Linked DNA regions of Homo sapiens: region 1 is linked to region 2. Evidence: chromatin contacts called from ENCODE Hi-C or POLR2A ChIA-PET data. All regions are on one chromosome and are shown on one strand. Each heading gives the region's core, a stretch centred on a gene start or an enhancer-like site at or near the end of the contact. The rest is flanking DNA. Distances are from core to core; before and after follow the strand shown. Region 1 has its middle 4.3 kb from the start of SLC37A1. Region 2 holds the start of UMODL1 (uromodulin like 1).

What was found. A loop is a pair of places that touch in the nucleus more often than their neighbours do. ChIA-PET counts read pairs that join two places held with the same protein, here RNA polymerase II (POLR2A). Pooled maps may share reads with other maps.
Region 1: a loop to region 2 is called in a map with no recorded cell type, with 2.1 times the contacts of the local background. The contact joins the enhancer-like site here to the promoter of UMODL1 in region 2. A Hi-C loop is called at or near these places in 1 of 168 maps with a recorded cell type or tissue (naive thymus-derived CD4-positive, alpha-beta T cell), 4 of 37 single-sample maps with no recorded cell type and 10 of 50 pooled maps. POLR2A ChIA-PET finds 5 or more read pairs at or near these places in 1 of 52 experiments (Panc1).

What each region holds. Positions count from the first base shown.
Region 1 is chr21:42,507,896-42,511,147 of GRCh38, forward strand. It overlaps a transcript of SLC37A1 not described here. Among named protein-coding and RNA genes, the nearest start is that of SLC37A1, 4.3 kb to the right of the region's middle. Within about 2 kb of position 1,550, at least 3 of the 41 ENCODE cell types and tissues checked have a DNase peak (open chromatin) inside an H3K27ac peak, as active enhancers do.
Region 2 is chr21:42,069,774-42,072,772 of GRCh38, forward strand. It overlaps UMODL1 (uromodulin like 1), which reads left to right and starts at 1,544. Exons shown (of 23, transcript NM_001004416.3): 1 at 1,544-1,619. The coding sequence starts at 1,544. RefSeq lists an enhancer at 2,731-2,999.

The DNA.
Region 1 (3,252 bases), core at 300-2,799, 440 kb after region 2:
GGGGTCAAGTTTCAACATGAGATTTGGAGGGGACAAATACCCAAACAATATCAGTTTGATAAAGAGGATATGAGTAATTTCATTCTCCCATCAGACAGTGTTTGTTTAGAAGAAAAGTACCATGTCCATAAATCATCAAATGCTGGCCCAGAGGGAACTTTAAAGAACAGCCCCTTGATTTAAGCCACACAGTTTACCAAACTATAACTGGACTGAAGAGTACGCTCTTTTTTTTTTTTTTTTTTTTTTTTGAGGCGGAGTCTCGCTCTGTTGCCCAGGCTGGAGTGCAATGGCGCAATCTCAGCTCACTGCAAACTCTGCCTCCCGGGTTCAAGCAATTCTTCTGCCGCAGCCTCCCCCGTAGCTATGATTACAGGTGCCCGCCACCATGCCTGGCTAATTTTTGTATTTTTAGTAGAGACAGGGTTTCACCATGTTGGCCAAGCTGGTCTCGAATTCCTGACCTCAGGTGATCCACCTGCCTCAGCCTCCCAGAGTGCTGGGATTACAGGCATGAGCCACCGTGCCTGGCCTAAGAGTATGTCTTTTTGCAGACCCCATAAAAATTTTCCAACTTGCTTATCTCATGTATTTGCACTAGCTCAACTGCAAGAATGACTCCTTAGTTGATGGGTCAGTTTCCTATTTCCACATACCTGACCTCATTCTACCTATAGGCATAAACTCAAGAGGAATTTACAACAGATGGGCTCAGGCAACAAGTTAGCCCCAGAGTGGAGCTCAGCTACAGAGGAATGCTTCACTGAAAGAAATGTGAGTCCCTGAATCTGATTCAAGCCTTTATCAAGTCCTACTTCAGTTAGAATCCAGTTTACTCCCCAAATACCCGTGAGCACTCTCTCAGTTACTATTTCCCTTGCTACACATATAGAAGAAAAGCAAGAAAGTTACTCTGCTGGGAAACACTGCCAAGGGGTCTTAGAAGCAAGAAAATTTGCCTATTTTATACAGGTAGTTTAAAGAGAACCACCCTTATAAATGGGTGTTTGTCCCCTTATTATTTCAGGACACTTGAAAGCTCCTCTCCTCCAATATGTCTCTAATTCAAGTATCACAGTGTCTAAAATTCTACCACTAAAATGCCATTACCTAAATTAAGCACAGCCTTCTGTCTTTATGTTGATATTTCTTTAAATATCATGCCAATAGTTTTAAAATCAAATGATACTAAAGGTATATAACAACAAACAGTCGGGCCTGGCTTTATCCCTTCAACTCCTCTGTCTCATTCCCCTACCATTTTCTACTCTTTTACCCATTTCTTCTGGTAGTTCCCTATATTTCTAAATAATATGAGTAAACTATGATTTTTATGTCCAATTTTAAAGCTTTTCTATGGACCTCTGGTTTTAGAGACAACATCTAGTTCTCTTACATCCCTTGCCACTTCCCCTGATGCTGTAGGACAGACAGGTCTGTCCCACCCACGGTGACTCAGTCATTGTTGTTCATGGCCGCTGCCCGTTCTTCACGATCAAGGAGGAGAATTCTTTGGAGGAAACAGAGCTTTCATACGTGAATCGACTGGGAAGCGAGTCAAAAGTACTGCAACTGGAAGTGTGGCATGGGGAGGGGGCCGTGGCCAGTCTCCTCACTGGGCTCCTGTAGGACTGGGAACGCCTACTCCTTCACACCTAATTATGTTTGCTGGATTGGGTTATAGTTCTTCAGTGTGTGGACTCTTGTCAGTTTTATATCCGTAGGCCGAGCACAATGCCTGGAATACAGAGCATGCTTAATAATCAGAGGCTTTTCATTGTATTTCTTATCAACAACACTAGTAACTGAATATAAATCACCCTTCCTCGCCAGTCAGTGCACCATACCATTAGAATTCTTGCTTTTTGATCAGTGGAGATAAAATGAGTTTCTTTTCTCCATGTTAAGTAATCAGGTTCTGATTTTCCCTTTTCTTTCTCTCTAATAGTGTTTAATGCTCTAATGCTTTCTAAGCATGAGGTATTTTCTTGAGCTCTGAAGCCCAGTATCTTCAAAGCCCCCTTCAGGGAAACCTCAGTTCCCTGTCAGTCAAGGCCTGTCACTGGCTTTGCCTTGGCCTTCTCTGGGAGAATGTCTGCTCCTTAAGTTGATGGCATACAAGTTGAGGTGGGGAAAAATTAAAGTGTAGGATTTCTGTAGGCAGCTAATGTTTTATTACTGGAGTGCAGTGATGCGATCTCAGCTCACTGCAACCTCTGCCTCCTGGGTTCAAGCAATTCCCCTGCCTCAGCCTCCTGAGTAGCTGGGACTACAGGCACACACTACCACGCCCAGCTAATTTTTTGTATTTTAGTAGAGATGGGGTTTCACCATGTTGGCCAGGATAGTCTCGATCTCCTGACTGCATGATCTGCCCGTCTCAGCCTCCCAAAGTGCTGGGATTACAGGCGAGAGCCATAGCGCCTGGCCTAAAATGTATTATATAAGCATCATAGTGACCACAAAACAAAAACCTGCAGCAGATATACAAAATGTAAAGAGAAAGGAATCAAAGCATACCATTACAAAAATCATCACATTAGAAAGGAAGATAGTAAGGGAGTAACAAAGCAACAAAGGAACTACAAACCGCCAGAAAGCAATTTTTTAAATGGCAGTAGTAAGTCCTTATCAATAATTAATGTAAATGGATTAAATTCTGCAATCAAAAGATAGAAGTGGCTGAATGGATATTAAAAAAAAAAAATCTAGGTGCTGCCTGCAGGAGACTCAGCTTTAAGGATACACATAGGCTGAAAGTAAAGGCATGGGAAAAGATATTCCATGCAAATGGTTACCAAATAGAGAGCAAAAAAGATACTTATATCAGACAAAACAGACTTTAAGTCAAAAACTTCATAAGAGACAAAGTCACTATATCATGATAAAGAGATAAATTCATCAAGAGGATATAACAATTATAAATGTATATGCACCCAACATCAGAGTACCTAAATATATATTAACGGAACTCAAGAGAGAAATAGCAATACAGTAATAGCAGGGTACTTCAGTACCCCATTTTCAACAATGAATAGATGATCCAGACAGAAGATGAATAAGGAAACAGTGAACCTGAATAACATTCTAGAGCAAATGGACCTAACAGACATACAGAACACTCCTTCCCCCAGCAGCTGAATGCACATTTAAATGTACACAGAACATTCTCTAGGATAGATCATATGTTAGGCCACAAAACAAGTTTTAACAAATTTAAGAAGATTAAAATCATATCAAGTATCTTTTCTG
Region 2 (2,999 bases), core at 294-2,793:
ACAAGATAATACAAATTCATCTTGCATTTTAAAATGTTCAGATTTACTTAAATCATAATACTTTTTATTCTTTTAGTGTTAATAAAATTTCACTTCCTTGAGTATTATATAATAGCTTTAACATTTATTCTTTTCGTATGAAAACGTTTTTTAATGAGCCAATTCTGTGTGAAGCTTTTGGTTTTCTATAAAAGCTGCTGTGTTCCAAGGACACCCGTTGTACGCAGCCCCTTTGCTGTGAGATCATTTCCAGCCTCCTTTTTGTATTCTTGTCATGGCATCTGACATTTAGTCATTAGCCAAGCAAATGCAGCAGTTCATCATCTCAGAGATTAATCTACAGAGAATAAAAGAGGTAGCAACGTTGGTGCGGGAGTTAGGCGAGAAGGTCCCTTCTGGAGGAATCGTTTTGTATCTAGAACACCAGGGAATTATGCTCCCGAACCATGCAGCCAACGTGAATCTTTGTTAATTCATCTGAATGTTTCCTCAGTAAAATCAACAAGATCTTCTTCATCCAATGTTAAAAATTGGGCTTCAGCAGTCAACACTAAGAAGTGAGAGGCAATCAACGGTGCAGTATGAAAACATCATGAGCTAGAAAGAACTTAACATGAGATTTAGAAATCTACTTCACATATACCATGATGACTACTGAAATAAAACATTAATCACCTGTATTCTTATCACTCCTCAAAATGTTTTCTTCCTGTCCCAGGGCCCTTTCTGGAGTTTTCTCCATGCTTATATAACTGTACAGAGTTGTCACTTTCATGGAGATGAAATTGCATGCGTTGCTGTTTTGACTTCACATTGTTAAGTATTTGTTTGTGCTACTAAAACTTCATGGTGAGCATTTCAACGCCCGTGTAATGCTGCATCCAGATGCTCTGTAATAATTACTCTCCCACTCTCCTGTGGCTGTCCAATTATGTAATTTCCCACTTTAAGTCATAATAGGTAATGCACATCCCTGTGACCACAGCTTCGTGCTCTCAGCCCAAGCTCCGGGAGGAGAGGACTGGGTCAAAGCACCTGGACATTTTTGTGACTTTTGAAGTGCATTGTGGAACCGTGTGAAGGACGCTTTTCTGAACGTGATGTTCCACTTTGATTTGATGCTGTTTTCTTCTGCCAGTTCAGAACGATAGGGTAAGAGAATACTCCGTGTTGATGGAGAGACTCAGATATGAGTCTCAAATGTGTTTTCTGCGTAACAACGAGATGGGATCCAGCGATGCGGTCTGGGCTTTTGGGTACTCACCTTTCCTAAAAGATGCCATCTGCTTGGAGCAGAATAGGCTGTGACACGCAGGAGCCCCCAGGGAAACGGCCATGGCAATGGTGGGTGTTAACGAGCAGGCATAAGGGACTGCTCCCAGCGGTGCTTCCTCTGAAGTCATTGCCACCTGCAGCAGCACAGGGGACAGAAAGGCCGTTTCTCCAGGTCCAGGCAGCTCAGGCCCCTATGAGCCCTGGCGTAGCAGAGACCCAGGCTTCTTGGTAGAGGCCCAGAGCCCTGTACTGCCACCACTGCCGGACGATGCTCAGGACCTCGGGGCTGGCACTGCTGGCTCTGGTCAGTGCTGTGGGCCCAAGCCAGGCCAGCGGCTTCACAGGTGAGGGGTCTGGGCTTGGCATGGGCAGTTCTTAAGGACAGGGGCTTCCTGGCATGGGTCTCATGAGGACAGCCCCCTGTGGAGACCTGGGCAGGCAAGGACGCCTCTGCTTGGAGAGGCGACATCTGTTCTTTTGTGGACAAGCTTTTTGGTAAGCGCACATGGTAGCAGCTGTGGAGGTGGGGCAGGAGTGCCGGGTAGGGTTTTGGGAAGAGGACTCCCCCAGTGGGAACCTGTTGCTGAATCACCTGGGCGTTCGTGGGGGTAAAATGCAGATTCTTAGCCAGCAGGTCTGGGGTGCAGGGCCTGGAACTCTACATGTCTGTGGGTGATGCAGATGCTGTGGGTCCTCAGATCCCACTGAGAACAGTGAGCTCCTACAGACGCAGAAGAAAGGTCTCCTGAACCTTGGTGCATTCAAGTCCTCACTTACAGATTTAAAAAAAAAAGGAGACCTAGCCTGGGCAACATCATGAGACCCCATGTGTACCAAAAAAAAAAAAAAATTAGCCAGCCATGGTGGTGCACACTTGTGGTCCCAGCTACACAGGAGGCTGGGATGGGAGGATCACTTGAGCTTGGGAGGTCCAGGCTGCAGTGAGCTAAGATTGCTCCACTGCACTGCAGCCTGGGCGGCAGAGCAAAAGCCCCCAAACAAACAAACAAACAAACAAAAAAAGCCACAATACAAAAACAAAAAAGAAAGGGAGACCCAGAATGGATCAGGGACTTGCCCAGGCCACACAGCTCACAGGGCAGAGTCACCACAGGAGCCAGAGGCTGCACCAGGGCTCTGTCCGGAGTTTTCCCAGGCATGCGGAGAGCAGGGCAGCTTCTTAAAAACACACGGGAGTTCTGAAACCCCAGAATCCAGGGAAATGGGACTGCGGAATTTTAAAATCATTTTCCTCTTAAAATCTGTCATATTCAGTTACAAATTTAAAGGAATCCATTCTGTTTCTAAAATCAACTATGTTTTTGTACTACTTTAACGTTTTTCACCCAGAAGCAGGATTTTGCTTTGTGATTTGTGAAATGGATTTTCCCATTGGAACAGGTAATGTGTAGACCCCACAGTTCAGATGCATAATGGGTGGGTATCCTGGGAAGCTGGAGAAGGTCTTAGGAGGTGTTTCCAGAACCCCTCATTGTATATGAGGACACGGGGCAGAACCTCAGCAACCCCACACGTGGTCGCCCCGAATTTTCCCTGTGTGCCAGCACTGCCTTCACAGGCATGACCCCACTTCAGCCTTTTGCAGCCACAGGACATGGCTGTTATTTCACAGATGACAAGAGAGGGGCACTGGGAGGGCATGACATGGGCGCAATCATGCAACAGGGGTTTGTGAGCCTGGGTGTGAGCACAGGTCCATCTGA